Regions from separate parts of the Homo sapiens genome. Here regions 1, 2, 3, 4 and 5 are each linked to region 6. Evidence: chromatin loops called from intact Hi-C (ENCODE). Cell type or tissue: heart right ventricle. All regions are shown on one strand. Each heading gives the region's core, and the rest is flanking DNA. Links, peaks and the distances in the headings are about the cores only. Region 1 has its middle 21 kb from the start of TSEN2. Region 2 overlaps SYN2 (synapsin II). Region 3 has its middle 4.1 kb from the start of TSEN2. Region 4 overlaps SYN2 (synapsin II). Region 5 overlaps SYN2 (synapsin II). Region 6 holds the start of PPARG (peroxisome proliferator activated receptor gamma).

What was found. A loop is a pair of places that touch in the nucleus more often than their neighbours do. Peaks named below come from ENCODE experiments on the same cell type or tissue, not always from the same donor. Only the 100,000 strongest peaks of a DNase experiment are listed, where the experiment ranks them.
Region 1: it touches region 6 in a loop (3-fold over the local background); 27 of 110 quality-filtered maps call a loop at or near these places.
Region 2: a loop joins it to region 6, with 2.4 times the contacts of the local background. A loop is called at or near these places in 8 of 110 quality-filtered maps.
Region 3: it touches region 6 in a loop (6-fold over the local background); 52 of 110 quality-filtered maps call a loop at or near these places.
Region 4: it touches region 6 in a loop (2.5-fold over the local background); 15 of 110 quality-filtered maps call a loop at or near these places.
Region 5: it touches region 6 in a loop (4-fold over the local background); 25 of 110 quality-filtered maps call a loop at or near these places.

What each region holds. Positions count from the first base shown.
Region 1 is chr3:12,460,407-12,465,614 of GRCh38, reverse strand. No RefSeq gene overlaps it. Among named protein-coding and RNA genes, the nearest start is that of TSEN2, 21 kb to the left of the region's middle. In heart right ventricle, for the core only: no CTCF peak of the experiment used is centred there; no DNase peak of the experiment used is centred there; H3K27ac peaks cover 921 bases.
Region 2 is chr3:12,173,553-12,178,760 of GRCh38, reverse strand. All of the region lies in intron 10 of SYN2 (synapsin II), which reads right to left. Among named protein-coding and RNA genes, the nearest start is that of TIMP4, 17 kb to the right of the region's middle. RefSeq lists an enhancer at 1-610 and a silencer at 2,664-2,743. In heart right ventricle, for the core only: CTCF peaks have their summits at 2,495 and 2,699 (motif pointing right); a DNase peak (open chromatin) is centred at 2,720; H3K27ac peaks cover 928 bases.
Region 3 is chr3:12,477,750-12,482,957 of GRCh38, reverse strand. It overlaps a transcript of TSEN2 not described here. Among named protein-coding and RNA genes, the nearest start is that of TSEN2, 4.1 kb to the left of the region's middle. In heart right ventricle, for the core only: CTCF peaks have their summits at 2,713 and 2,915 (motif pointing right); a DNase peak (open chromatin) is centred at 2,762; H3K27ac peaks cover 697 bases.
Region 4 is chr3:12,191,235-12,196,442 of GRCh38, reverse strand. SYN2 (synapsin II) reads right to left here. Exons shown (of 13, transcript NM_133625.6): 13 at 4,411-5,208. Among named protein-coding and RNA genes, the nearest start is that of TIMP4, 35 kb to the right of the region's middle. RefSeq lists an enhancer at 1,553-1,602. In heart right ventricle, for the core only: no CTCF peak of the experiment used is centred there; a DNase peak (open chromatin) is centred at 2,689.
Region 5 is chr3:12,132,559-12,137,766 of GRCh38, reverse strand. The region is part of intron 1 of SYN2 (synapsin II); the gene reads right to left. Among named protein-coding and RNA genes, the nearest start is that of TIMP4, 24 kb to the left of the region's middle. RefSeq lists a silencer at 2,384-2,678. In heart right ventricle, for the core only: CTCF peaks have their summits at 2,347 and 2,553 (motif pointing left); a DNase peak (open chromatin) is centred at 2,546.
Region 6 is chr3:12,285,579-12,290,786 of GRCh38, reverse strand. It overlaps PPARG (peroxisome proliferator activated receptor gamma), which reads right to left and starts at 1,717. Exons shown (of 8, transcript NM_138711.6): 1 at 1,653-1,717. RefSeq lists an enhancer at 3,156-3,734. In heart right ventricle, for the core only: CTCF peaks have their summits at 2,800 and 3,156; DNase peaks (open chromatin) are centred at 2,181, 2,331, 2,456, 3,159 and 1 weaker place; H3K4me3 peaks cover 3,017 bases; H3K27ac peaks cover 3,332 bases.

The sequences.
Region 1 (5,208 bases), core at 678-4,677, 170 kb before region 6:
AACTCCGTCTACAAAAAAACACAAAAATTAGCCGGGCGTGGTGGCGTGAGCCTGTAGTTCCAGCTACTCGGGAGGATGAAGTGGGAGGATCACTTGAGCCCTGGGGGGTTGAGGCTACAGTGAGCCGTGATGGTGCCACTGCAGTCCAGCCTGGGCGACAGAACAAAACCTTGTCTCAAAAAAAAAAAAAAAAAAGAAAGAAAGGAAAAAAACAAGTTATTGAAGCTTGAAGGCAAAGTCGGCTCCCTTGAAGGCACTTGGTTGTAAATGCGGGCACCATCAGAAATTCCTTTAACAGCAACTTACATAGTCACCACTTTGGAGGGGGTAATTTCCTAATGTGGTGAGGACGTTTTAAATGCGGGCACCATCAGAGATTCCTTCAACAGCAAAAACTCACACAGGCATCATTTTGAGGACAGCGATTTCTTAAACGTGCTGAGGATGTTTTAAATGCTTATAGTAAAATACTCAGAAATGGACTGAAGGCAAACACCAGAGACAGAGAAATCACAGAGGCCAGTGTCTTCCAGTTTCTATGGCTCTTTGACAGGCATGATCTGGTCTAATCTTGGAAGGTTAGTTACTTTCCCACTTTACAGATAAGCAGGCAGCGGCCAAGGGAGCTCTACAGATGTAGGAGAGACACCAAGACATGGGCTCCCTGCCTGCAGCAATTTCCCCAGCTCTGCATGCCTTGCCTGGGTTTTGAAGGAGATTGTGGCTGCCAAAGAATGTTTGGTACTAAAGAAGATTTTAAAGAAAAAATGGAAGAGATTTTGTCATTGCCCATCCTGCAGGTAAAGACAAGTCAGAAGAGGTCAGCCAGTGCTTGGTGCACAGACACACCCTCCTGCCCTTTCTCCAGGCCAGGAAGCTGAGATGCCCCGGGCTGAGCAGTGGGGACTTCTGAGAAAGCAGGCACAATTCCTAGCCTATCAAGCTTGTGGTCCAGAGCAGGAGGCAGATATAGAAAGAAGTAAACAGGCCGGGCCCCGTGGCTCACGCCTGTAATCCCAACACTTTGGGATGCCAAGGCAGGTGGATCACTTGAACCCAGGAATTTGAGACCAGCCTGGGTAACATGATAAAACTCCATCTCTACTACAAATACAAAAAGTTAGCTGTTATGACAGAGAGGTAGACAGGGCACTATGAAGCCCATAGGAGAAAGCAACCCTTTGGAGGATGGTTTAGGGTTTTCTTTACAGAAAAAGGGACATTTGAGTTGGGCCTTGAAGGATGAATAGAAGTACACTGGAAGACAACAGAAGGAACAATCTACAAGTCAGAAGAGCATGTGTGAGGCACCAAAATGTAAAACCATGGCAGGTACAGGAAGATGTGGGTCCTTGAATGATCTGGAGCATGGTGTGGAAGACAGAAATAGTGGGAGGAAACTTGGTGAACTCAGTAGAGGCCAAACCCCAAGGAACCTTAAGGGCCAAGCTAAGGAGTTTGGGCCCAACCCATTGAAGCATTTGGAGCAGGGGAGTGACCTGATCAGAGTATGTTCTTGAGAAAATATCTTGGCCACCACAAGCAGAATGGATAGAGACAGAAAAGCTGGGTACAATTATGTGAGGCCCTTAGTCAGTGCCAGGCATGGCCCATGGACCTGTGATGTGCCAGCACTGTGCCAGGGACCTGGGATTGGAAGTTGGCTGGCAGCACTTCCAAAGGAAGCTAGAATCCACCTGTTGCACCACTGATGACCTCTTCCCAGTGCCACTCAGCTCAATCCCCAGCAAGCAGAAAGTAGACATTGACCTTACTCCCCTTTCAGGGCAGATTCCAGGATACCACATATCACTCTGATTCCAGGATGGGAAAATGGCCAGTGCTCAGCTGAGATTGCAGTGGCCACAGTAATCCAGGCACCACCTCCTTGATTCACAAATCTCTCACAACTCAGTGTCCTAAGTCCGGTTGACAACCCAGTTCCCCTTATAGCCACAAAATGCTTCGGGAGGTGGGCAGCCTAGAGCTGGTTAGACCCCTTGCTTTTTCAGAGGAGGAAATTGAGGTACAGAGAGGTGCCCAGGCTTGCCCAAGCTCTCAGGATTAAGAAATGGTGGATCTGGCAGGGCACGGTGGCTCATGCCTGTTATCCCAGCACTTTGGGAGGCCGAGGCAGGCGGATCACGGGGTCAGGAGTTTGAGACCATCCTGGCTAACACGGTGAAACCCTGTCTCTATTAAAAAATACAAAAAATTAGCCGGGCGTGGTGGTGGGCGCCTGTAGTCCCAGCAACTCGGGAGGCTGAGGCAGGAGAATGACGTGAACCCGGGAGGCGGAGCTTGCAGTGAGCGGAGATCGCGCTACTGCACTCCAGCCTGGGAGGCAGAGCGAGACTCCATCTCAAAAAAAAAAAAAAAAAAAAAGGAAACGGTGGATCTGTGGGTTCTCAAATCATCATTCCAGGTTGCTTCTCACGAAGGGTCAGAAAAATGAACACTGTGACACATGCTATACATACATTTTCTTACGTCAGTTCTTATGACTACTCCCATTTTGGAAGTGAGGAAACTGAGGCTCTAAGTAAGATTACATGCCGTAAAAGGCCTGACTATCTGATGCCTGCAGATGCACCAGTTTGCCTCCCAAATCTGAAAACAGACTTGGATCAAAATTTCTTTGTCCACTGGCAGCAGTCGAGCCTGCTTTGCTAAGTAAGAGCTGATGAAGACACAGGCCTCTGGAGATGGCAATATTTTCCTCACTGACATGGCAAATGACTTGCAAAACACTATGGCATTAAGAGAGGTTTTTGCAACAGAACTATTGTGACAAGGCAAAGAGACCACAATGCTCTGGGACTTCTCTTTTAAAAAAAATCATTTTTTTCTCTTTTTGACAAATAATTCAGATCCTAGGCCAGCATCAGAGCAGCCAAGGGAAGTTGCCCCTCCCCCTGGCGGCACCCACTTCCTCCCAGGCCCAGGAGAGAGGGGCCGTGCTGGTACTGCTATCTCCCTGGCGGCTGCTCTCTGAGCCGGCCCCAGGTACCGGGGGTTTGTTTTATGGATGGGTCTGTCGTGAGTCAATATGATAATGTTTCCTGTGAGAACTTTATTTCCCTGCATTGTTTGCAAAGTCTGTGTGTGTCTGAGCACGTACTCCTAATCTGTGGAGTTTGCTGTGCCCTGGTGTGCAGGACACCCCTGGGGGTGGGGAGCAGGGACCTCAGGAGGCCAGACACAGGTTGTCCCCAGCCCCGGTGGTGGCAGGGAGAGGAGGGGTGACTCCCTGCTCAGGCCTTGCCTCCAGCCTGTGCTGGGCTGCTGGCTCTCCTCCTGTTGAAGCCACTTAAATCAGTCCTCTCCAGCTGGGAAGGACTCATCGTGGGCCCCATGCCACACCAGCTGTGTGCACCCATGGCCCCTGGGGCCATCTTGGAAGCTTCTATTCAGGAAGGTCAGGAGAGGCCCCTTTCAGCCCCTTGACTTGCAGATGGAGAAATCCAGAGGTTACATGACTTGTCTAAGCTGAAACACCCAGGCCGGAGGTAACAGGAAGACAAGGTGTTTGGAGCCAGCTGGTCCTGGGCTCAAATTCTGACTTTGCCATTTATTACTGGGCAAGTCTCTTGGGCAGTCTCAGTTGCTTCAACGGCCAAATGGGCTCAAAATACTCACCTCATAGACCAGCTGTGATGATCTGATCAGAATACAGACACACAGCACATGCCACAGAAGGTGCTTGGGGAGTATTCATTCTTTCTCCATTCACCCAGGTTGGAATGCAATGGTGCGATCTCAGCTCACTGTAACCCCTGCCTCCTGGGTTCAAGCGATTCTCCCACCTCAGCCTCCCGAGTAGCTGGGACTACAGACGCGGGCCACCATGCCCAGCTAATTTTTATATTTTTAGTAGAGATGGGTTTTCACCCTGTTAGCCAGGCTGGTCTCGAACTCCTGACCTCAGATGATCCGCCCACCTCGCCCTCCTAGAGTGCTAGGATTACAGGCGTGAGCCACCTCGCCTGGCCTTCTCATTTTCTCTTAAATAAGGACTGAGGCTGGTATATACAGGCAAATGCTACACGACAAATGCCATTAAATGCCATTAGGTCTGTAGAGCCATCCACATACCTCACCCAGAACAGTCCTTTTTGGGGACCATTTAATCAAAGCTACTAGGCTCCTGAAGTTTCCCAAACAAAAAGGAAATCACCCTGGCATTAAGAGATGGCTATCAGTATTAGTCAGTAGCTTGGCTGAGAGTTTTAAAAGAAGCAAGAAAAAAAGAAGAAACTTTGTCACTCCCGTTCTCTGTGGCTTCCAAGCCCACTGCTCACTTTCTTCTCTGCCCCCTGCCCCCGCCTGTGTGTCATACTCAGGGCTGGCCCCGCACTCCTGGCTCTGACCTTACCTGGCTTTGTGGCATCTCTTTTTGTTATTTCTTTTGACTCTCATTTACATCTTTCACTGGTATGGAACTTTCCAGCGGGTAGAGGACATTGATTGTTTTGATTTGCCCAGCATTTATCTTCCCTTCTTCTAAAATCAGAGCCCAGTTTTGGTTTTGAGACCCCCCGCAACACTCCCTTCATGAGATGCAGTCTTTCTAAGACTGTTAATAGGAGCGCCCAATGATTTTTGGCCAAGGGAGGGCATCTGACCCAAGCCAAGCCAATCAGAAGCCCTTCTCCTGGAACCTGAATCTTGAAGGGAATAACACAAGTACCCAACACAGTTAGAGCCACATCATCCCATGGAGGTTTCCTAAAGAAATGAGCTGGGTCTGCAGCTCCCATCCTGGGAGCTGCTTTTGACTCTCCCTTACCACAGTATGACTGGCGAGCCCCTTCCCTCGTACCTTCTGAATAAATTGTTTGCCTTGCAGTTACAGTTGGTGTCTGTTGCTTGCAACCAGAGCATCCTAAGTCATACACAGTGTACATACATAAATGCATAGATAGCTTCCTTTTCAACTTGTATCAAGGGCAGGGACTGAGCCATTTATTCATTTTCTCATTCATTGATCAACAAACCGTTCCAAATAACCTACTCTGTGCCGGTTATGTGCTGGAAGTTGGGAGTGCCGAAATGAACCATAGTCCCTGCTCCAAGAAGCCCAAGTCTACCCTTATAAAAAACGTGGCACTTCTTCCTTCAGCCCTTCATTCACTCATTCACCAAATGCTCAGTGTGCACCCATTATGAACCAGAGGCTCTGCCGGAACTGGGCTGACAGTGTAGAGG
Region 2 (5,208 bases), core at 701-4,700, 110 kb after region 6:
TAAAGTGTTAGGCAATGTAAGTGAGCATCCTACTACTATTTAAAAAATAAATATCAATCCAAAGGAAGGGAGGTCTAATGTTAGAATTTCGTGCATCAGTGGAGAAGATATTGTTGTGTGGTTTCCTGTCACCTGATGCATAGCAGTTTCATGTGCAGGGAATTCTGGTCTGGGTTATACCATGCCTTCTGTATATTGCTTAGTTCCAGCAAGGTCCTTGCAGAAATGGTAAATATTAGCTCTTGAGATGATTGGAAAGGAAATCACTGGCCTGTGACAGAAACCAAGCCCATGGATGAGGGTTTGTGGGTTTTTGTCAAAGGTAACTTTAAAATGCCATCCTGTGGCTTTCGGCAGACAAGCTGGAGAAAGGAGCTCCTGAAGTCCCAGCAGGATGGAAAGCTGAGGAAGGAAAGACATTGAGTGACTCAACACTTGTGAGCTGTTGGCCTGAGACCAGCTGCCCCAACCAAGGAGGAAGGCCTGTGCTTGCTCAGCATATCTGAGACAGGAAATTGGGAAAGGGTCCCAGGGTCTGGCCCCAGGAAAGAGGCCAGGCCAAGCTCCTTGCCGGACACGCCACAGAACTATTCTGATCAGCTCCCCCAGGCCCCGCTCCCTGGTCTAGGACCCCAGGGAGAATGAGGCAGCGGGAAAGAATGTGGTCAGGAGGTTGTAGGTTTAGTCGGTGCAAAGGGGACCGCATGTTTTGAGGCACCTTGGGATCTTTCTGGGCTTGCCCCTGCAGTCACCAGCGCCCACCTTCCTTCCTCCAAAAGGTTCTAAAAGGTGCCCAGGGATGAGCCGCTTCTCCTTCCCTCCTGGGGGGAGTTGCTTCTCTGCTTGCAGAGCTCATCTCCTGGAGTGGGGCCCTCCCATAACCTAGAACCCAAGAAATATCCCATGGGGGCAGTCCCTGAGTCTTCTGGGGGCACTGAGGGGCAGGTCACTCAAGGTCAGAATGTCAGCTTCAAATGATTAAAGATGTCCCTGAAAAGTTAAGACAGTCCCAGAATAGTTAGTTTCTCTTAATAGTCTGTTAAGGGATCTAGTCACTAGTGGCTTTATCTGAACCTGCCCCAAATCTCCTCACATTCTCAGCTTATACTCACTGGGGAAGAAATTTGCTAAAGCCATTCCTGCTGTGGGAAGCAGGAAGGCCTTTCATTTGTCCTAAATTTACCTCTTCTGAGCTCAAGTGAAGCCCTGTTAGTCCCATGCCGGGGATCAGAGACCCCTCCCTAACTGGACAGCCCTTTAGACTCCACTTCTCAGAGTGAAGAAACCCCTTCTTAGGCTTGGTCTTCTTGCACTCAGGAGACCTCATATTTTAGAACACGGGTGGCTAATCTTTTGGCTTTCATGGGCCACACTGGGAGAAGAACTGTCTTGGGCCACACATACACTAACACTAACAATGGCTGATAAGCTAAAAAAATTGCAAAATATCTCATAATGTTTTAAGGAAGTTTATGAATTTGTGTTGGGACGCATTCAAAGCCATCCTGGGCTGCAGGTTAGACAAGCTTGTTTCAGAGCCTTTGTGGCTGGAAAAACCTAGCTGGAAATGTGTTCTGTTTCTCTTCATACCAGAGAACCAGTACAAAAAAGGACTGGTAGAATGTCCCACCAGACACCAGAGGTTATTCAGCCTCAGTCCTTCAATTCTGAATTCTCATCACAGCCTTTTCCAGGTCCCATGGCTGCACACAGTCTGGATCTCAGCATGTCAGGCTTGGAAGGAGATTTTATAAGTTACCTGCTCCAACAGCCCCAGTCCCCAGCCCTCCCCTTTCACCATGTGCCTTACAAGCTGCTCATCCTGCTCCTGCTTGAACATCAGCAACAATGTGGCAGCCGCATGCCGTTTCTGAGTGTTAGAGAGTTTACTCCCTACACTGGGTCAAAACCTGTCTGCTAACAGATTTGCCTTTTGGAATCAGTTCTACTCCATGGCGGCATCAGAGAGCTAAAGATATTAATTAATGCACTCATTGAGATGTCTGCTATTCAACTGCAATTCCTTTAACTTTTACTCATAACATAGATTTGCCAAATGCCTCAACCTCCTGGTTTCTCTCCTCTGAGCACATTCTGATCGGAGTTAGAGTTTGTCCTTGTTATACTGTGACCCTCAGACTGGAAACATTTCAGATGTGCTCTGATCAGCTCAGGGTAGGAGAAGAGGTTCATTTTCATTCTGGACACCAAATGTATATGAATGCTTCCAAAGAATAAGTCTTAGAATCATTCCCCATGGGTCTAACCCACCAGCCAAACGGGAAGCCAGCTCTGTGGCATAAATGAGGGGCACTGAAGAGAGACCAGTTCCCACCTCAGCCCGTCAGTGTCTGAAATTCCTGCATGAGCAATTCAGCCTTCTGGCTCTGGAGAATTTTACAGGAAAATAAAAAGAGTGGAACCAGTATAATGAGAAATGAAAAAAACATTAGCCACATGAAGGAGAGGACCAGATGCCATCTTTACTGGCATGGCCTGAAAGCTCTGTCCCCCTGAAGTTCTCTCCCTGTTTCCTGGGAGTCTGAGGAGCAGCCCACACCTCATCAGAGCCCTAGGATGCAAGGCCCAGCTCAGATCCTAGACAAGAGACCCCTAAAGTCAGTGAATGTGTAGGAGGGGTGGTGGGAAGGCAGTGGTACAGGGAAGAGACTCTGCAGGTATAGAGCCTGGAGGCTTTGGCCATGAGTGACCACCAGGTGTCACTGCCACCTCGAGAACAGTCTCCCTAAAGCATTTCAGAGTCCATGTACAGAGGGTCAGTTGCTGCTGCTGACCCTCACAGCAGCCCGCAAGCTGGCAGTCTGTCCAGGCCTGAGGCCAAGCTGTCATCAACCAGATCAGGCTTTACCACTCACCTCCCTGCTCTTGGTGACATGGCCAGTGCTTCTTATGCCCCTTCCTCTATTCCTTTGAAATGTGTACTGCAGCTGGCTTGGGCCCACCACCATGTCTTTGCTCTTTGCGTTCTATAATTAATCCATCCCAGGCTAGAGGTAAGGTGTGCCCTCTAATCACCATCCTCACCCCAAGCCCCAGCTCCCTGTCCCCATTTTAGGTGTTCCTCTAGAATCAAATAAATGAAAGCACTCATGGTGGAGCTAAGGACAACGATAGAGAAGGAGAAACAGAGAAGGGTAGACAAGTGGCTAGCCACAGGTCTGTCCTGGTCTTGGTCTAGAATTCTGGGCAGGAGCAGCTCCTAGGGCTTATGACTCAGACCAGAAGCTCTTTCAGCCTGAGCTTCCACAGCCACAGAAGAAAGAGGCCAGCAAGAGGTGCCTGTGAGGAATGGTGACAATGCCTGTGAGCAAGTCAGTGACAACACCTAAGGGCTGAGCTGGCTATGCAAAGTCCTGGCTTGGATGCAGGTAATGTTCCTCGGTTCACATCCTTTCCACTTGCACACTGCCAAGATCATCCAAAGGATCCTGACATCAATCCAATAGGCTGATAGGGCTATTAAAGATGCCTCTTCCAAATGGTGAACTCACTCAACAAATATGTATTACAATGGCACATCAAAGGGAGTGGGGCAGGAGTGGTTTGCTTGGTGGGAAGAGTATTTTATCAATGTCATTTGTATAGAATTGCTATCATATGTTGATAATAAAAAGCAGGCCAACTTAGTTTTGCTATTTTAAAAATTTTCTATAGCCAACTGATTGCACCTGGGCAAACCACTCTCACCTGTCTCCCCTTGGTACACCCTTGATGTATTTAAATGGCTACTAGGTGCTAGATACAGTGGCCCTAGAGATATAGCCATAAACAAGTCTGTACTCTTGAGAACCTTACATTTTAGTAGAACAGACAATTAAATAGACAAGAATAATCTCAACTGATAGTGAGTGCTATGCAGAAAATTAAAGAAGGGAGAGGTGGTAGCCAGTGAGTAGGTGGCAGCTTTGGATTGGATAGTTGAGGAAGTATCAGTTATACTGTTAAGGAAAAGTCAGTTATGGCTGGGCGCGGTGGCTCATGCCTGTAATCCCAACATTTTGGGAGGCCAAGGTGGGCGGATCATGAGGTCAGGAGATCGAGACCATCTTGGCCAACATGGTGAAATCCCGTCTCTACTAAAATACAAAAAATTAGCCGGGCGTGGTGGCGCGTGCCTGTAATCCCAGCTATTCGGGAAGCTGAGGCAGGGGAATCGCTTGAACCCGGGAGGCGGTGGTGGCAGTGAGCTGAGATGCACCACCACACTCCAGCCTGGTGACAGAGCAAGACTCTGTCTCAAAAAAAATGCAAAACTAAGAAGAAAGAGCATTTCAGAGAGAGAGCACAGCCTAATACAAAGGCCCTTACCAGTGTGGCTAGGGCACAGTGAGCAACAGTTAGGATAGTACAAGGGAAAGAGGCAGGTAGGGGCCTACATAAATTGCTAGGGAAAAACAATGTTGGGGGGACAGGACTAAGGGGAAAAACTAGAGTTCTGCTTTGGCTGTGTTATATTTAGGGTGCCTTTAAGATATGCAAAGTAAGGATGTCAAGCAAGAGTTAGAAATGTGAGTCTGGAGTTTGAAGGGGTGGTCAGGGCAGGAGATAGATACAGGCTGGCCAAGACCACCAACAAATGTACGTTGACCAAGTTCTGGGGCACTGATGTTTAGACACTCAGCAGAAGTGGAAGAATCAGCAAAGGAGGCCAAGAAGGGGAAGCCAATGATGTAGAATGAAAACCAAGCGATGGGCGGGGGGGCCTCAGGGGCCTAGAAAATAGTGTTTAGAGGAGGGAGTAGTCAGCTGTGTCAAATGCTACTGAAAAGTCTGTAAGATAAGAACAAAAGTGACCACTGGACTCAGTGACATGGAGATGACTTTTTCTTTTTGAGACACAGTCCTGCTCTGTCACCCAGGTGCACTGGTACGATCTCGGCTCACTGCAACCTCTGCTTCCCGGGTTCAGGTGATTCTCCTGCCTCGGCCTCCCAAGTAGCTGGGATTACAGACACCTGCCACCATGCCCAGCTAATTTTTGTATTTTTAGTAGAGACGGGGTTTCACCATATTGGCCAGGCTGGTCTCGAACTCCTGACCTCGTGATCTACCTGCCTCGGCCTCCTAAAGTGCTGGGATTACAGGCGTGAGTCACTGCGTCTGGCCTCATGGAGGTGACTTTGACAAGGGCCATTTCAGTGGGATGGTTGGAGCGGGATGCTGACTAGAGAGGATAGGAGAGAAAAT
Region 3 (5,208 bases), core at 787-4,786, 190 kb before region 6:
AGCTTTGTGGTAAGAATGTTGCAAAAGAAAGGGAGAAAATTGGCAAGAGTCACAGGATATGGTAACAGGATGGATTGGGCAGGGGAGAGACAGCTGAAGAGAGGCTGTAATATCCGACCAGAACATGCCAATTTAAGAAATACTGGTTTTAGAATTAGAGGGCTTTAACAATGAAAGGGATTCAGAGGTTGTCCAGTTAAACTTCCTTATTTAACTGATAAGAAAACAGTTCCAGTGGCACTGTGAGTTGTCAGAGATAACCGAGCAGGTCTGAGGTGGGGCTGAGACTAGAGCCAGGTCTCTTAAATCCCATCCCAGCTCGTGGAAGGATTTGGGGTTTGCTGATAATGGGATCTCAAATTCCCCTCCCAAAAACATAAAAAAAGAAATTAAAAAAAGAAAAAAAATCTGTAAATTTTAAAAAAGAAAGAAATTTTCCCCAAGACTTTCTCAAGTGCATTTTAAACCCTTTGATATGGTTATTTTCAAACATACAACACAAAAGTAGAGAAAACAGTCCAATAAATCATCACTTCTGGCCGGGCACGGTGGCTCATGCCTGTAATCCCAGCACTTTGGGAGGCTGAGGCGGGTGGATCACCTGAGGTTGGGAGTTCGAGACCAGCCTGACCAACATGGAGAAACCCCATCTCTACTAAAAATACAAAATTAGCTGGACATGGTGGTGCATGCCTATAATCCCAGCTACCCTGGAGGCTGAGGCAAGAGAATTGCTTGAACCGGGGAGGTGGAGGTTGTGGTGAGTCGGGATTGCACCATTGCCCTCCAGCCTAGGCAACAAGAGTAAAAACTCTGTCTCAAAAATAAAAAATCGCTTCTACAACCTTCAACCTTTGGTATCTCATTTCTTTTGCATTCTCGATATACACACTTTTATCTCCTTGCTGGAGTATTTTAAAACAATCCCAGACATGATATAACTTCATCCATGATATTTCAGTAGGTATCTCTAATAGATAAGGACTTAATTTTATTACAATACATCTGCATCTACATATATATATATATATATACGCAGACACACACACACACACACACATATATCAACTGTGTAGTTCATTCTCATTATTTGAGGTAATTCTGTTCTATAAAGTTGCCACAAACACTGAATTAGTAAATACTGAACCATGTTTCCAGGAGAAATACAAGATACAAGGTTAGGTGTCTGTGAGTCTCTGGTCACAGCATTTTCATCAACTGGTCAATATATAACCTCACTTCATGTGTTTCTGTTTAAAGACACCTTACATATGTTGATTCATCAACACTGAACTCGCAGCCAACAGCACTATAACTCCTGCCTAAAGGAGGCTTATCTAACACACCTATTCTCTCCAATAAGGCACATTTCTTGGGTGGGGAACACCAGACAGCACTTCAGCACTCCACTTGGGGCCATTTTAAACAGTTAAATCACCAACAAAAAGCACAAAAATGTGAAAAACATGGCACAAACTAGAGCTCAAAAAAGCATACTTATTTATGGTATGAGAGCTGAAACAAGAAGGCAGAGTCTCCTTGTTCACCTGCAGCTGGGAATGTGCACACTGTGTGACTCAAATTTTTTGGTATTCTGTGCATGCACACATCTGCAGATGACTGTGACAGTGAAGTATTGATTGTGATGTTACCAATAAGTTTTAGCAACTAGGTGAGTTTGTAAATACAGAATCCAAGAGTAGGGAGGATGGACTATATCAACATATCCCCAGTATCACTAGCACATCTAACACAATGAACAGTTATCGGTGAAATGTGCCCAGAACCTCCAAGTAATATTTGGGATATACTTAAGAAAAAAGTTTATCTGAAATTCAAGTTAATCTGGGTGCCTCACATTTTATCTGGCCACCCTAGTGACAATTTATTGGGCACTTACTATGTGCCAGCCACTTTTGCATCCATGATCTTATTTAATTCTCATAACAGGGCTGTGAGATTGGTGTTCTTACCTCTCTTCTGCAGCCAAGGTTACCGCACATGCCCATGGTGTCATTGCTAGGAAGTAGTGAAGGCCAGATGAGGATACGGATCTACGGGGCTTATGCTCTTTTAATCTGTCATGCTGGATACAGGAGGGCAATGCATTAACAAAACATGACAGGCCGGGCGCGGTGACTTATGCCTGTAATCCCAGAACTCTGGGAGGCCGAGGTGGGTTGATCACCTGAGGGTGGGAGTTCAAGACCAGCCTGGCCAACATGGCAAAACCCCGTCTCTACTAAAAAAAATATATAAAAATTAGCTGGGCATGGTGATGCGCCTGTAATCCCAGCTATTCGGGAAGCTGAGACAGGAGAATCACTCGAACCCAGGAGGCAGAGGTTACAGTGAGCGGAGATTGCGCCACTACACTCCAGCCTGGGCGACAGAGTGATACTGTCTCAAAAAAAAAAAAAAAAAAAAAACAAAGAAACAAAACAAACAAAAACCACACAACATTCAGTACTGAAATATAAAAAATAACCAACAGTAAGTGTCGGTTGGAGGTCAGGGAAGACCAGGATGGGTTTAAGAGCCTGGGAGGCTTCCAGGAAGAGGTGGCATATGAGCTGCCCCTGGAAGGGAGGTTAGCCTTAGGAGGAGGAGAGGAGGAGGGCAGGTGGCTGCCTAGGGCACAGGGCAGGCCCATGTGCAAGGCTGGAATGGGCCTTGGTTCCGGAGCCAGGGAGGAGCTGGGCCTGGCCGGGGCAGGAGGTTGGAGCTGTGATAAGGTCCGATAGGTAGGGTGGGGACCGATTGTGGAGGCGCTTAAATTCCAGGCTTGGCTTTTGGACTTTACCCTGCAGACAATGGGGAGCCACCAACGTTTCTGAGCAGGGCAGGGCAGCCCCAGCTGTCGCCCCATTGTTTTTCTGAAATAGCGTTGAACCCTGTAGTATTTCAGACAGTCCACCAGATGGAGACATTTCAGCAAATTTAAACCACCTAGTGTCTGAAGGACACTGCTTTACCGAGGTGAAAACAAACACAGGGACCCTACTAAGCTCTAACTTTTTACTCAGCATCCTCAACAGAAAATGCAAGGGCTGTGAAAAAAAAAAATCAAATCAGAGACATAGTCCAGCTTCACTCTGCTGGTGAGAGAAAGCCTCCGCTAATTTCACCATGTTGAAAGAGAGATTGAGCCTCAGCAGCTCTTTGAGGTCACTGATATTATCCCATTTACAGATGAGGAAGCTGAGATTCTGCAGCGTACATTAATGCCATTATTTACCAGACTAACACCAGGCCAGGCTGTGGGATAGAGTTGACACTGTGTGTGAAGGGACGGGCTGGTCAAGTCCCCAAGGCATTGCCTTGCTGTGTGGGCTTTTAAGGGCCAAGAGTCCCTTGTGCAAAGGGTTAAGAATTACCTGAGATCCAGAAAGATCTGTAGCACTGATGATGAGAGCTACCTGGATTCCTACCATCTGCACTAATCCAGGTGTTTTTTTTAAGGTAGACCCACTTAATTCTCTCCAGCAACCTGGTGAGTTAATGATCATCATACTCTTTTTATAGGTAGGAAAACAGATTCAGAGAGGTGAGATGAGTTGCCCAAGGTCACACAGGGAGTAAACATCAGAGCAGGAGGCAGGCTCGGTGGCTCAGGCCTGTAATCCCAGAACTTTGGGAGGCTGAGGTGGGTGGATCACCTGAGGTCAAGAGTTCAAGACCAGCCTGGCCAAAATGGTGAAACCCCATCTCTACTAAAAATATAAAAATTAGCCGTGTGTAGTGGTGCGTGCCTGTAATCCCAGCTACTTGGGAGGCTGAGGCAGGAGAATCACTTTAACCTGGGAGGTGGAGGTTGCAATGAGCTGAGATCTTGCTACTGCACTCCAGCCTGGGTGACAGAGTGAGACTCTGTCTCAAAAAAAAAAAAAAAAACAAACAAAACAACAAAACAAAACAAAAACATCAGAGGGTGGACTAGATTTCATACTCCTACTCCTGCCCTGTTTCTTCCCATGAACAATCAAACAAACTCTACTTCTGTGTAAATTTCCTAGAGAAACTTAGGCATCTGTGGCCAAAGAAATAAATACAAAGATTTTTATTAAAGCATTATGGTTTTTTTTTTAAAAGGAGACAACTTTTAGCCCGGCATGGGGGTGAATGCCTGTGGTCCCAGCTACTCAGGAGGCTGAGGCAGGAGGATGGTTTGAGGCCAGGAGTTCAAGGCTGCAGTGAGCCATGATCACTCCACTGCACTCCAGCCTGGGTGACAGAACAAGACCTTGTCTCGAAAAAAGAAAAAGAAAAAAAAAGACAACGTAAATGTTCATCCCTAGAGAAGTGGATACGTAAAACGTGGTATAAAATGTTCACACAGTGGAGTGCTATGTAGCAATGCAGCAGCTGAAAGGAGTGAGCAAATTCTTTTTTTTTTTTTTGGGGACAGGATCTGGCTCTGTCACCCAGGCTGGAATGCGATGGAGTGATCACAGCTTGCTGCAGCCTTAAACTCTTGGCCTCAAGCCATCCTCCTGTCTCAGCCTCCTGGGTAGCTGGAACTACATGCCTGTGCCACCACACCTAGCTAATTTTAAAAAATTTTGTAGAGACAGGATCTCACTATGTTGCCCAGGCTGGAGCTCTTTTATAGACAGTATATATTAACATAGGTAGATTTCAAAAACATAACATTTGTTGATAAAGGCAAGATGTACACCAATGTGAATCATATGATACCATTTATGTAAATTAAGACATAAATCAATATCAAATGCTAAATATATGGATAGGTATGTTAAAATATTGGAAAATAATGAGAAGGATATACACCAAATTCATTAGTTATCTGTGGGACTTGGGTAGTAGATAAAGGGACTTCAGCTTTGTCTCTATTGTGTTATTTCCTAAAAAGAAAAAAAAATTAGAAGCAAATATGGGTGGTGGGATTATAGGTGATTGTTAAATGATTGTTGTATTAATTTGTATATTTTAATATTTGTGCAAAAAGATGCTTCAAGCAAACAAATAAGTACAAAGCTAGGAAACAACAAAACCAAAGTAATTTTGCTATTTAAGATCAACAGTTTGAAGATGGAGGTAGCCAGTACTGCGGGAGGGCCTCGAGGAGGCTGGGGAAGGAGGTCAGGAGCCCACAAGTGCTGACCCTGCAAAGCTCAGGCCTGGGCTTTGTTGCTGTGGCAATGTGGCGTGGTAGGGTCCCATTCGTCAGCATTTCCAAGGTAAGAA
Region 4 (5,208 bases), core at 567-4,566, 94 kb after region 6:
CCACAGTTCAGACACTCAGAAGTCACCTACGATGAGGGATAGCTTCATGGGGCTATTGTGAGAATTCCACAAAATGACAGATGAATCAGTGTTTGTAAACTGTAAAGTGCCTTTAAACTGCAAGGTGCTACATAAACTGTAAAATACAAATGTAAGGAATAATGTTATGATTATTTGAGGAGAAAACATTATTCTAAATGTAGCCTGTAACCTGCAAATTAGACAGTAATAAATTGTTTATTTTCCACAAACAACAGAATTTGCTTGTTGGAATGCAACTTCTCTTTCAAACCTGATAACCTTGATGGGTCTATACATTTATTTCAGAGAGAAACTATTCAAAATGGATCTGAGACCCCTTTCTGGGATTAATTTACTTCAGAACTAGTTTGTAAGCCACAGAACGTTATCTCATTAACTTATAGTCACATTGCATTTTGGACTGTATATATTATCTAGCTTAATCACTAGATTTGACTCCAAAAGAATTAAATTTGTTTATATCAAAATTTACTCCCTAAAGCAACGATTCTTGATATTTTATGTGTGTTGAGGGCCTGCCGAAATGCACAATACATGCATGAGAATACCTGGATTCCAGGTAAAGAATTCCTGATCTTCCAAGAGTTACAGAAATTCAAATAATGTACTACAGATCTGAAGGCAATTATGTTCTGAACATAAGCAGCAGCCTTGTAGGAATAAATAATCTCCCAAAGGAATTGCTTTGAAGGGAACCATACCATTGTAGGAATGATGGTATGGTCTCAGTGTTTAAAAAAGCATCCATTGTGATCACCTGGGGTTTGCGTTGTTATTTCTGTAGCTGCAGTTTTTACTTTGTGTGCATGTGTGTACGTATGTATGTGTCTGCCGTGTGTTTACTGCTATTGGAATGCCTTGGCACAGCACAGGCCTCCCCAAGTGTCCACCCTCAGCTCAGTTTAGCTAATACAACTAAAAGGAGCCATAGCCCTAGGAAAAGACATTGGATGGGCTGAAATTGCCCTAGAGGTTCCCCTGGTTGCAGGAGCAGGAGAAAGGCATGTTTGGCATTCGTTTGGCTGCTCCTGGAGGAGTCCTGGGGAAAGGGGGTTTGGGACTTACTCATACAGGTTTTCTATGTGACAGAGATGGTTTCTTGTGATCTCGCATGCTAACCACTGTTAGGAACAGACTCTATCAGCTTGTTTAATTCTTAAGACAACCTCCTTGGAAAGGTAGCATTGTTCTCATTTTATAGATGAGAAAATTTGAGACACAGAAAAGTTAAACTACATAATCAATTAGCTAATAACTAGCAGAGCCTGGATTTAAACTCAATTTGATTCCAAAACCCAGGCTCTTTCCACTAGCCAACACTATCTCTTCCCTTTGCCTCCTGGCCTCTGTGAAATGATTCCATAAGTCTCTCTCACCCTGGAGGGCCCCCAAATATGAAACCCATTTCATTTATTTCAGGAAAGGCAATGTTCCCAGTGGCCCACCAGACACTTAGTGTTGAGACTCATTTGCTTCTATTACTAACTCCCTTTGTAACCTTGGCAAACTCCTTAAGTTGCCTGGGCCTTGATGCAACTAGATGCAACTTCCAGCTGTAAAACTCAGTGACTGAATTCTGTGCACCCAGCCCAGTCCCGGCAGGTGGCGTGCCTCCTGTCCTGTGGGCTGTGCACAGCTCACCTCCAGGGTGCGGTCTTCTCTGAGCTCCTGAGCTAGAAGCTTGCCCCACTGCAACAGCATATGCTGCTTGTGGTCCATTTTACACTTGCCTGGCTCATCTTATTCATTCTCCTTTCATATCTTACCTGAACTCATCTGCATTCCTCATATATTTTATTTAACTCCTACACAGTATTCCAATTTATGAATAAACCATATATTTTAATTCCCCACGAGAGGTGGTTATTTCCAGTCTTTGCACAAAGAGTGCTGTGACCAATATTCTTTTACTTGGTTTCTTATGTACATGTGCAAGAGATTCTCTAGAGTAAATGTTCAGAAATGGAATTGCTGAGTCATAGGGTTTACGCATGATTGCCAAATTGTTCCCTGAAATGGCAGTACCAACATGCACCCCCATTAGCAACGTGTAAGACTTCCTTCTGCTTCTCATATCCTCACCAATACCTATCAAGCTTATTTTTTTTTTCCAAACTAACATTTTGACTGCATTTGACTTAATGCATTACATTTTCTTCTTTATATTTACACATCTTCCCTACTGGGCTATAAACTTTGTAAGGGCCGAATCCTTGCTTAATTCATTTTTATATTCCTCTCATAAAATTTATGGCGCTAAATAAAATAAGGGGTTGTGAACAAATCAATAAAATACAGAATTAATTTATCTTGACCCAAGATGATGATGAGTTCCATGTGGGCAGGGATGAGGCTTTCTACCTTTACTAATCTGGGGTGAAGACATAGGTAGGGAATCCCCATAAACTGCAGAGGTGGTTGCACAGTGGTCAAAGCTGGCCTACAGACAAGGCTTCAAGATCTGTAGAAGACTGCAACCAATCTTTCAGAGATCTTAGCTGTAGATAATTTTTATCACAGTATTCACTGAATATTTATTGATGGTTGTTGAATAGCCAACTTCCCAGTCTCTGGGGCTGTCTTTTTTAAGTAGCAAGAAGGCTGTTTCTGAATGGAACTTCCCCACCCCCAGCCCCACCCCATTACTAAGGGCTGGAGAGAATCCATATGTCCTTCAGACCAGGGTGCTGCCTGACCTATGGTAAATGCCTCTCCTTTTTGTCACTGCAGCATTTCCAGGCTGACTCATTTTCTAAATAAGCCACTTGTGGTTTTTGGTCTGACATCACATGTGGAAGAATGAGTAATTTTTTAAGAACCAGAATTATATTCTATCAGAATAAGAAACATTGTGTATGTTACTCATGGTTTTAGGACAAGGGGTCAACACTGGTCACAGATGTCCTAACTTTCTCCCAGTCCTTCTTTCCCTGGGGTCAGGGGATGGAGAGAGAATGTAAAGAGGTGGATATGCTGTAAATTTTTGTGTGCACCTCTTATCACACTGTGTAAAATTTAATACAATTGTCTTGTTGACTTTGCTAGATTAAATAAAAGTAATATGGCAAAGTAGCTCAGGCCATGAGTTCTGCTGCTGCACTGCTTAGGTTGGTTCAAATCCCAGCTCTGCCACTTGCCCAGCTGAGTGACCCTGAGTGAGTTATTGACCTTGATGTGCCTCCATTTCTCATTTATAAAATAATAACAGCACCTACCATATAGGCTTATTATAAGGAACACATAAGTTGATGAGCATTAAGTATTTAGAATAGTGCCTGACTATGGAAGTGTCAGCAAATATTCCTATGAATCCATCACAATGTTTATGTTTATCGTAAGTGCTCAATAAATGTTTTGACTAAATGAATGACTTCTCTTAAAACATATTTGGAATCGGGGATAGAAGCAATGGCTAGTGGCAGACTCTTGGTTTGTGAAGGGGGTCAGAGTATGCTACCTCAAAATATGCCACTTTGGCATATTGTTTATGTTGAGCTGAAGGCAACAGAACAACAACAGATGCAGGAAAGGTTTTCCGACTTCCCCCTTCCTGTCTGAAGCAGGACTAAAACTTCTTGTGGGAAGGGTGCCTCTCCCCCAGAAGGAAGAAGGGAACAAACATTCTTATCACCAGAGACAGGGAGTTGACACTGAGATGAATCTCCACAGACAAAACCTTACTAAAACTTGTAACCCTTCTCTCCCATTAGTTTCTCCCATATATTTCCTACTTTCCCACAATTTACTGGCTGACTAGCCCAGACGCCTTTGTTTTGTCATATCGTCACAATTTATCATTCTTTGTTTAAAATGGTATACAAGTTTTGGGCTTAACAGCTTGGGTCTTCATTTTCCTTATGAAGATTCCCACGTACGCATAAAAATATTAAATAAAATGTGTATACGTTTGTCCTGTTCATCTGTCTTATGTATGCTTAATTTTCAGGCCCAGCCACAGAACGTTAAGAGGACATCTGCCTCCCCTACAGCTGGAAACAGAAGGAACTCTAAAGGTCAATTGCCTTGCGCCCAGGTACCCCACGCATTGGTTTGGTTGGTTTGTTCCTTAGTTATGTGTGTTGTGGGAGGAGGGCTCTCACCCCCCAGGGGTCACTCAATGGGAGGTTCTACTTCCTGTTTTCTAAGTGTAAGAAGAGGGTACGGTGCTCAATCCTTGAACTGTGAAAACAGAGAATGAGTAAGAAAGGAGACCCTGGTTCTCGGAGAAATTCATTCTCTGACCTTGCAGCATCTACTGCCCGTGAAGAGAAGTTAAGATAGTGGCATTTGGAGGAGGTTATCTTGTTGAGTTAGTAGGATGGGTGTCATGTGTAGGAAATTATCTAGATACTTATTAACATTCAGATATTAACATTTTAATATATGGATTTTTTATTGGTGCAGATGTAGTGTTTATCTTCACAGCATCCGTGGTCTTTGGGAAAATATACTTGAGTATCAGGGAGTCATGAAGCAGCCAGAGTGAAATCCCTCAGAGCCCACCCTCAATTGCAGGCCTCTTTAGGATGCCTTCGTTGAGATCTGTGGGAGCCTGGTTGTCAGAGCAGGTTGGTCCAGCCTCATTGGCACCACCATGTGGGCCTCAGCTGAGGAGCTTGATGATAGACCAGGCAAGTGAGTCTAAATTGACTCCTCCGGGAGCAAGGGTTCTGTGCTTATTTGAAAGGTTACAAAGTCCGTAATATAGGTAGAAACGCTGAGTTGCTGAAGGAAGGCTAGGTGTCTTGGAGGAGACAGATTCACTGGGGAGGTGCGAGGAGGCCCAGAAGTGGTATGTAAAGGACAGACACATTCTCAAACACTTGCAAACACATGTACACCTGCAGTCACACACACAAACTGACACAAACAGCTTCACACACCTAGATTTTTCACTCCCTACACTCAAGCACACACACACACACACCCCTCATGGACACTCTCTCAGCCTAAAGGGTGGCCAAGGGGTCAAGACCTCATGGCTGAATCAAATGTTGGTGAATGCTGCTGCTTTTATTACACCAAAGGTCTTAACGTTTATTAGGAGATGAACACAAAGCTTGGCATACTGCTGTCATAGTGGCATGCATTCTCCTCTATAGTGCAGCTCTGGAGTTCAAGGTTACTGCAGATTGCACATAAGAACCACTCTTCAGAGGGGAGAAA
Region 5 (5,208 bases), core at 863-4,862, 150 kb after region 6:
CTGCATACATATATGCTTCAAACACATACATATGGCATGCTACATAAATTTTTTTAAACTTTTGTTTTTTGCACTTAAAAATATATCTTAGTGATATGCTTTCAGCACATATTGATGGGCCTCTTCCTTTTTAATAGTTGCATGAAATTCCATTTGAAGGACATACAGTATTTTATTGGTAAACATGTATTGGCATTGGCATTATATATTGGTGAGCACATTAGATTTCTAGTTTCTTGCTTTTGGTATTACAAACAGTGCTACAATGGCTTACATTTAAAAATATATCCACAGGATGAATAATTTATGACAGAAGTGCTGGTACAAGGAACAGACACAGTTACGGTTTTTACTAATATTCCCAAACTGTCCCCCACCCAAGAAAAAGATGATACCACTCTTACCAGCATTTGAAAGTCTGGGAAAACTACTCTACTTCCCTTAGTTTTCCCACACAGTCCCTTGCATAAGATAGGAACAGATAAGATGCCCAGTACGGACTTTTTTTTTTTTTTTTTTGAGACAGGATCTTGCTCTGTTGCGCGGGCTAGAGTGCAGTGGTGCAATCATAGCTCACTGTAGCCTCGACTGCCTGAGCTCCAGTGATCCTCCTGCCTCAGCCTCCAGAGTAACTGGAACTACAGGCACATGCCACCACGCCAGGCTAATTTTTAAATTTTTTTTGTACAGACAAGGTTTCACTATGTTGTCCAGGCTGTTCTTGAACCCCTGGGCTCAAGCAATCCTCCTGCCTTGGACTCTGAAAGTGCTGGGATGATAGGAGTGAGTCACCATGCCCCACCAATATGAACTTTCTGATTGGCAGTCTTGTCACATAAATCTAAATTCATCCCCTTGTGCTCAATCCTAAACAGAACCCAACATGTACATCCTTGAAACACAGACTAAAAATATCTGTAGTGCCTGTGTTGTCAATTTCCCCCTATTGTAACATTTTTCTTAACAAGCCTAGCAGCTGAGGATCTATGTAAGTTTAATGGCTTGCAGCTTCCTTGATGGACCAGGTAATGAACCATCTCCCCTTATTGCTAAAATGAGCAGAAGCTTCTAGATTTAACTCTTGTTACTCAAGGAAGTGAATACCTTCATCAATTCCCATCCACCTAACAACTAGGGCTTGTGAGGCTGAGGAATATGATTTCAGAGACTTCTCTCCTAACGCCCCCACAAAACTTGGCCCAACCCAGGCAAGCCTAGCTTAAATACGCCCTCTTTTATGCATTGGATAATGGAGAAAGAGTTCTAGAAATAGAAGCCAGGGAAGCTAGGTTCAGGCCTACTTCTACCACTTTTCAGCTGTGTGACTTTGGGCAAATAATGCGTCTCTGAGTCTTAGTTGTGTCATTTATAAAATAGGGCTAATGGTGATCTTAATAGTGAACACCTGTGATGTACTAGGCACTATTCTAAGTGTTTTATGTATTTTACCTCATTTAATAATGTTTGGCTCACAGGTGGTTGTGAAGATTTAATGAAATCAGATGACATGAAAGTTTTGGAAATGCTGAAATTTATGCAAATATGAAGCACTGTTAGCAAAAAGCAGCAAACATTTATGCTATTTTAATATGACTACAGCCAACATGGCTTCTTCCTTTTCTGAACTTTCATCACATTTATTGTCTGCTCATGATATTTGGCTCACAGCATCATCATCTGATACCACCTTTCAAAGTCGGTTGTCTAATAATCAGACACTGCTCCCCCACCTACGCCTCAGACCACTAGATTATGTAACAATGCTTCAGAGCAGGGATGATCCATATGTGAGTCTTGGATTTTTCAGAAAATTTTTGATTTTAAATACTGATTATGTCTTATTGTTTGATTATATGCTCTAGGCCTGTACAAATATAATCATTATATCCATAAATTTCCAAATCCTTCACAGAGCTGTGACTTAGTGGCCTCACAATCAGGACTTGCTTATTGACTGGGATGTTAGGAGTGGTGGTTTGGGCTGGACCACTGGAGAAAACCAGAAGACAGCACCCTCAGGACAGAGCCTATTTCTGCAGGCCCTGCCATCTTCTTCTCACATGTGTCAATCCTGAGGGTCAAGTTCTTTCCTTCCTCTCCTCCTCCACATGAAAATCTGTTTTCAATCTCTGTCTATATTGGAGCTAATGGACCTGAAAGAGCCTAGAGTATAAATCCTCCCAGGATGACTGGAATTTGCATAAGGATCAAATCTCAGGCTAGAAGATGACAGCACTGAAGATGGATTCACATACTCCAGAAGGCATTTAGGGAGGAAAAGACTTCCCAGAGCTCTGTAAACAGTCCAGCACCTAGTAAATATCTAGCACTGGTCTAGACATTTACCTTTAACAAGGTGCTAGTTTCTAGCTCTTACTGACTCTGACTCAGGCCTTGTTCTTTCAACCAAACATCTGAAGGCTTCAAGAAGTTAGAAAATAAACTAGAAATAGTAGGAGATTCCTATTTCCCCACCTACACTGTTAGGGTAAAAATCATGCCTTCCTGTCCTGGTGCAAGTTTGTGAGCGCCGGCCGCCACCCACTGGCAAGATGAGTACTGCAGCTGATTGCAGTCACAGCTCACCACTCACTGCACTGGCTGAATAGCCACAGACTCTACTGGCACAGGGGTATCCCTCCAGCTGCTTATTTGCTGCTCTGAAAAACCATACCCAAACATTAACTGTCTCTTCTAACAAGTATGCATCCACTTCCCTCCCTCAAAGAAGCTGGATAGCTGGCTTTTGCAACTTGTAGAAAGAAACGCCGTGGTTTGTCACTAAATTCAGCAAAAATTTACTGAGCATCCAGTGGTAGGTGCTGGAACTATAAAAATTGGCAACCATTAGTGATAACAAAGTACAGAAAGCAGAGTCTACAAAAGGACGCCAATATCTACATGGGGGTCACTGCTAAGTTCCCACTCAACTCTTCAGATTTACATCTAGCACTCACATTTCTACCTTTTAATCTTTTCCTTTAAAAAAAAATTTAAGCACACAACTAAAACAATAATAAAAGTTTCATATAGTCCAGGAGGATGTACAGTGGAAAGCAAGTTTCCTCTACCTCATAAGTCAGTGGAGAGACAGAAACAAAAATAAAAGATTATAATTCAGGGTATCAACTGCAGTAGACATACAAGCACAGCATTATGGGAACCCAAAGGAGGGAGCCATTCTCCCTGCCTGGAGAAGTCCATGAATGCTCCAAAGAGACTGAACTGAGTCTTAAAGAATGAGTAGGAATTAGCCACATAGGAAGGAAGATGCAGAATTGAAATGTAAGGGCAAACGCACAGAAGCTTGGGTGAGGCTCTGGGCACTACAGGGGCCCAGCACACTGCTGGCTGAACAGTGAAGACCAGAGGTTCCCAAGGCAGGGAAGTGGCAGAGCAAAGGGCTTTAAATGTCAGGTGGAGTCTCTGGAACTTGAGGGCTAATCTCCAAATGATTTTTTACAACTTTTCACTGCAGAAATATCCACAATAATCATCAACATTTTACCAATCTTTTTCATCTATTACCCTCACTGTTTTTGTTGTTGAGACTACGGTTTGAGTATTTTAAAGTAAGTCCCAAACATCATGTCATTTATCCTGTCAATTTTTAAGCATTCTGTTAATGACTGTTATTTTTATGATTTACAGTGGCAAAACAGACATAACAACATTTTCCATTTTAACCACTTTTACGTATACACTTCAATGGTATTCACAATGTCGTGCAACCACCACCACTATCTATTTTTCAAAACTTTTCATCATCCCAAACAAAAACTCTGTAGCCAATAAGCAATAAGTGCCCATTCCCCTCTCCCCTCAGTCCCAGGTAATCTCTAATCTACTTCATCTGTATTAATTTGCCAATATTCTAGGATAATGACTTTTAAAATATAAGTGCCATGCCATTGTCTCACCAAACAAAATTAATTTTATTAACATCTTTACTGAGTCTGTATTCAAGTTTTCCCAACTGTCTCAGAAAATACTGAAAGATTTTAAGCAGAGAGATCATACAGTCAGATATGCCTAAGATCTGAGAGGCTGCTTTCTCTGGAATGTGGAGAAGACTGAAGGGAATGAATCAGTGCTTAAGATCATTTCAGAAGCCAGTGTAGTAATTAGACTTCAGAATTTTCTATTTTACTGGCACTTGGCAGGCCAATACCTATTGCACAGCATTCACCTGACAATTCAATTAATCACTTGATTGATTAGGTCTAGGAGCTTAGTAGCTAGCTGGGAAATGACAACGACATTTAAAAAATCAGATTTAATGAAATGACATAACACTTTATAGAACTCCCACTGTAGATGTTCTGGAACAGAGACATAAATAAGACCTCAAACAGTCAGGCTTTACATTGAAGGGGTTCTCAACTCAAATTTGGATTTGTTATCTAATTTATGGACCATAAAACTTTCAGTACCTGGAGAAATTTCTGTTATGGATCATTGGTTTGGTTCAGAATAAGAAACAAAGAACAGGAAGACATGAATACTTTCCCAGATAAAGGCAACATTCTGTGGCTGGTCCTTGATATTAATTCACTGATTAAATTGTTATATCAAATGCTCTGCAAGTAAGGCACTTCTTAGATAGAGAGCAAGCTGCATGGTGTCTTAGTTAACATTCATATAAATGATGTGGAAGAGAGTGCATGGGGAAATTGCCAAGGTTACAGATGGCATTCAGCTCTTCCAGGGATTAAAATGCCAAGATGATTAGGGGTAAACTGAAAGAAGATGTGGACGTGGGCAGAAAAGTGGCAGAGGAGTTTTAATGTGCCTAAGTGTAAGAAAACACATTCAGGGGAAATAATCTTATCAGAGGATCATGAACTGGAATGCTCAACTACAATCTGGTAAAGGAACCTGGAATGACAGAAAATTGTTTCCTGAAGACAGTCCTGTGAGCTGTAACAGGCAAAAACCAAAAAGATAGAATGAAAGGTAAAAAAATGTTAGTTATCACTAGAAAGCTTATGGAAACCCAACATAAAGGGCTACTCATGCCCTAACCCCATCTTGTACAAGCTGTAATGCTTTCCTATTTATGATACAGCATATTAGGTCCACTTATCTGGACAAAAGTGACATGATGAAAGTAGAAATGGTCCAGAGAAAAACAGAACAAAATGAAATGACTCTGATTTTAGTAAAGCTAAAATAATGAGTCGTCTTCAGTCTGTAAAGATACAAAGG
Region 6 (5,208 bases), core at 769-4,768:
TTGTGCCTTTTACACAGCTTTCATGCACATAATTATCTTGATAATTAAGGTTAGTGGCTAACATCCTTATTGTCAGAAAATTACAGAAGAAAAAAGTATTTGTTTATATTTATATAACACTGATTAAAAACAATTCACTACGACCATTAGTAATCCACTTCTAATTCATATTCCTCATGTCACACCTTTTCTCTTGTACACATTTTAAATGTCATAGGAATTTAGAAATATTGCAATTTAAAGCATAATCTAGAATTTTTTTAAAAGTAGTTCTGAAACATACAAAAAAATGAACATTTAGGAAACTAGTCCTTCAAAGAAAATATTATATTTTATCATTAAAAATATCAATCGCAAAAATATTTTCAAAGCACTTAAGTTCAATAAAGAATATGAGGCCGGTGGACATTTTAGTTTTAATTTTAAAAAGAAATTATATTCTTTTTAATGTAAAGAAATGAGAAAACGACATCCAAAAAGTCTTCAGCCTGGGATTCTACAAAACTTTATACCTCACTGATGCCATGGTTTTACAGCAGTTATTGTTTAAGAACTAGAAACAAACTTGTAAATATGAAAAAAGTTTTTGATTTTAAAAAAAACCATCATTAGTGTTTCTCTTTTCCTTCAAGTGAGTTTTAAAAGACTGAGATGGCCACCAGTTGATTCAAAGATCTCTTAAGACATAATTATTAGCAAGTTAACTATCAAATATCATATAATTTAAATCAGGGAGAAAAATTATGTGAAGTACACAAGAAGACAAAAATGGACAGTTTTGTAATACACTTCACTTTTTGGCTGAGACATTACCTTTAAAGTTTCGTATATTAAAGTGAATATTCAAATACACTTTATTTGGAATCAAATAAAGTGTATTTGATTCCAAAGTGAATCTGATTGAAAATATACTACACAAAACTTACTTTAAAACTTGAACAGAATGTTTTGATATATTACTCCAAATGCTAACTGGTAGCATCTATGAGTGTCTTCTGTCAAACTCCCCTAGGAGTGAAAGGTATTTCTTTAAGAGAAAAGCCACAGTGAATGTCCATGCCAGTCCCTATACCAGAAAGGTTTTCTAAATCATCTAGCACCATCAGTTGGTTCTGTTCTCAGTCAGCAATCGATCACTTAGCAATAGACAGAAAGACTGCCATAAAATACCTGAAACCTGTCGAAGATTTGCCCAGGTCCTTTTAAAGAGTTAAGTTATTCATTGTTCTCTTAATAAATCCAGTTAACAATTTGTCTCACGAATGACAGAAACAGTTGGGGTTAAAATAATGTACTTCAAAATCAGAGGTTTTCCAGGAATAGGTATTATACAACTCAGTTTATCATTGTCTGGTTTTATATCCAAATGATAATTTACACAAATAAACTTTACATTTTGTCCCTAATCTTGCAAGGAAAAGAAGAAAAATTTTAGTTTCTTCATGGCAGACGACTATTTTTGACTTGATTTCTTTTATAACAATGACACTATTTTTACAACCGTTAGCCTATGACCCAAGTGAATTGGATTCTTCTTATAAAACAAGAGCACTGCAAAAAAAAATGATATAAGGATAATACAATAATTTTGCAAATTTCGGACCTATCACCAACACATTCCAACAAAATGCAATGAGAGTGAGCCAACTCACCTAAGGAAAGGGAATTAAGCAGAATGCAGAAATGCAGGCTTCTGGTCACCAGCAGAGGTTAAGGCCCCTTCCTTACCTACCACTGACCTTATATAAAAGCCGCAGCTCGGTTACTCCCCGTTTCTGACTCCTTACCTTAGGCTCCTCCCTAAACACCGAGGCGTAAAGTACCACGACTACACACCCACCTTCCACCAAGGGACCTGAGATTTCTGTTAACCTCTGCTGCCTCTACCCCCCTCAGTTAGGCTCCCAGGAGGAGTGGTCAGCGCCTGGCACTTGCAGGAGCCCACAAAGCAGCGACTTCGCCTTTCCAGCCCCCCGGGGTGCGGCTGGGGGTCCTGGCTGCGCGCTCCATCCGCGGAGGCACGGAGGCACCCAGTCCCCGTCCCCAGCCCCTCCGCCGGGCGTAGGGCCAGCACAACGCGTCAGGGCACAGGGCCTGGCCAGCTACAAGCGCGCCCCTCGCTGAACGGTCCCCCGGTCCCCAAGCGGCGGTCGCCCCTGGGCTCTGGACAGCGAACGGGACCTCCTCCTCAGCAGGGGTGCCGCGCGGCCTCAGGACGGACGCACGCGGATCTTCGCTTCCCCGGGTCCAGACACCCTGCTCCAAAGTTCCCCCGGAGCGGCTCCCGACGCTTGCGCACCTCCGCCGGGGACGCGGAGGTCCCCGTGTCCCCGGCTCCGCGCCCACCCGGCGCTCTCCCGAGGGGGGCTGTCCTGGAAGCCGGGACGCACCGGCTCGCGTCCACTCGAGTCGGCACCGGCCGCGGCTCTCTGTGCCCGCGCCCTCCGCCCCTAGTGCGCGCTCCGGTAGACGCGACCCTCAGCCCGGGTGCCCTCAGCCCAAGACCCCTTCACCCGGTCACCCGTGAGCCGCCCGCCCGCGACCCGTCAGTCCGGGTCCTGCCGGACCATGACCCTGCCTCAGCCCCGGACCCCTCAGCCGAGACCCCCTTCTCCCCAGCTCTCATCCGTCTGGGACCCCGTCAGTTCCCGTTTCCTCGGCCCTAGCCCCCAGACCCTCGGCCCCAGCCCTCCGCGCCCCCTCCCTGAGCACTCCCCGCCCAGCCAGCAGCCGGTTCCCGAGCGCCGCGGGCACCCGTACTCTGACCTGCGGCCACGGCGGCGTGGCGCCCCTCTCCGGTGTCCTCGAGGCCGACCCAAGCGCCCCAGGCGGCGGCTGCGGCTCGGGCTCGGGCTCCGAGTGCGCTGGGCCCCGCCTGCCCGCGGCGGAGCCGGGTCGGGCCGAGCCGGGCCCGGCGCGGGGGCGGGCGCGGGCGCCGGCTGGGGGTGGGGGTGGGGGTGGGGGTGGGGGCGGGGGCGGGGGCGGGGGCGGGGGCGGCGGCGCGCGACTGGGAGGGAGCGGCCCGGGCTCGGCCGCCGCCCGCGCACAGTAGGGCCCACGGCGGGAGCCACCGGCTTTCCCGCGTCCACTCTCTGCCCCGCGGCAGGCTACCTGGTGTCGTTTGCTCCTCGCCACCACCGCTGGGAGGCGGCCCAGAGAGGGTCCCATTTCCGAGGAGGGATCCGAAGTTTAGGGGGATGCCCCCGGCCAGGGCCGGTCTGGGGAGACCGAGGTGTGGGGCTCCCTCTCGGCCAGAGTGGCTTGCCCTTCACACGGCGATCGGCCAGGCCGTCTTCCCAAGATGTTCTTTCCAGTGACATTTTAAAAGAAAATTTAATTAAAGCATATTTCGGGTCCCTTGGTTTTCTCTTCTGATCGGTGGTGCTGCACACTTTCAGAGTTCCTTGCGTTTGTAAGTTACATGGTTATTCACAAGTCACTGACTTTTAATCATTAAAAACATTTCTTAAACTCATTAACAGAATTTCTTAAATTTCTTAGCAGTGTTTCTGACACCGAGGGACTCAGACAACATGGGTGGGGACGGAGTGGGGACGTGAGGCACGAGAAACAGTTTCTCATGTGTTGGGTAGACAGTGACCTTTTCTTTTCCTGCCACGCTGTCCATCGTGACCTGTCCAAAGTGGGTTGGCAGGTGCGCGTTCAGAAAGCCGCTGGTCTCCTGGACTTGAGGCCCCTCTTTCCCTTTTTCCAGTCTTATTTCTGGAGCATACTGTTCTGGGCCTGATCCTCTTTGGGGAGGCAGCGATGCCTGAGGCCCCCCACTTCAGGAAGCTTATGGACTGTATGCTGGGGTGCTCTGCATTTCTTCCTAGCTTCATTGTGGTTATTGCCCCTCTGGTACAGAAGGTCCTCGTTTGTGGTTGAAGCAAAGTTTTGCGAGGATGGGTATCACAAGGGAAAATATTCAGCGCTTAAATCAACATAATCATGTCCTTCCTCCACAGCCCCTAAGATAAGAAGCTGAGAGCCACGGATCTTACAGGGACTGACCACTGAAAGACCATTTATTGGCCTGTGATTTAGGTAGTCAGGTTGACCCGGATCCACAGTCTCCACTCAGGCGGAAGTGCTCCGTGCGTCCTACTTCTTGTTAATTCCAGAGTTCCAATCTGCTTTTTTTTTTTCTTTCTTCCTTTCTTTTCTTTCTTTCTTCCATGAGACAGGGTGTTGCTGTGTCGCCCAGGCTGGAGTGCTGTGGCGCAATCACGGCTCACTTCAGCCTCGACTTCCCGGGCTCAAGGAATCCTCCCACCCCAGGCTCCCAAGTAGCTGGGACTACAGGTGCACACCACCATGCCTGGCTAATTTTTTTTTTTAATTTTAATTGTTTAGTAGAGACTGTGTCTTGACATGTTGCCTAGACTAGTCTGAAACTCCTGGGCTCAAGTGATCCTCCTGCCTCAGCTTTCCAAAGTGCTGGGATTATAGGCACCAGCCACTGCGCCTAGCCTGCTTTTTAAAATCACAGCTTTATTGAGGAATAATTAATATAATCTAAAATGTAAATACCATAGAAGTAAAATGTACAATTCAGGCCGGGTATGGCAGCTCACGCCTGTAATCCCAGCACTTTGGGAGGCCGAGGCAGGTGGATCACTTGAGGCCGGGAGTTCAAGACCAGCCTGGCCAACATGGTGAAACTCCATCTCTACTAAGAAATACAAAAATTAGCTGGGCGTGGTGGCACGTGCCTGTAATCTCAGCTACTCGGGGGGCTGAGGCAGTAGAATCGCTTGACCCTGGGAGGCAGAGGTTACAAGCCGAGATTGCGCCACTGCACTTCAGCCCCAGAGCAAGACTCCATCTCAAAAATAAATAAATAAAATGTACAGTTCAATGAGTTTTAGTTTATTGACAGAGTTGTGCCATCATCACCAAATCTACCCTTAGAACATTTTCATCACTCCAAAAAGGAACCCCCTCTCCATTAACAGTCATTCCACCAACTCTAGATAGAGATATTCTTTCTCTATAGATTTACCTATTCTGGACAATTCATATAAATAGAATCATAGAATATGAAGTCCTTTGTGACTTTCTTCTTTCACTTAGCATAGTATTTGTGAGGCTCATCCATGTTATAGCTTATATTAATATTTCATTCCTTTTTATGGTCAATATTCCATTATACACATATACCACATTTTGTTTATTCATCCCATGAATTGATGAATATTTAGGTTG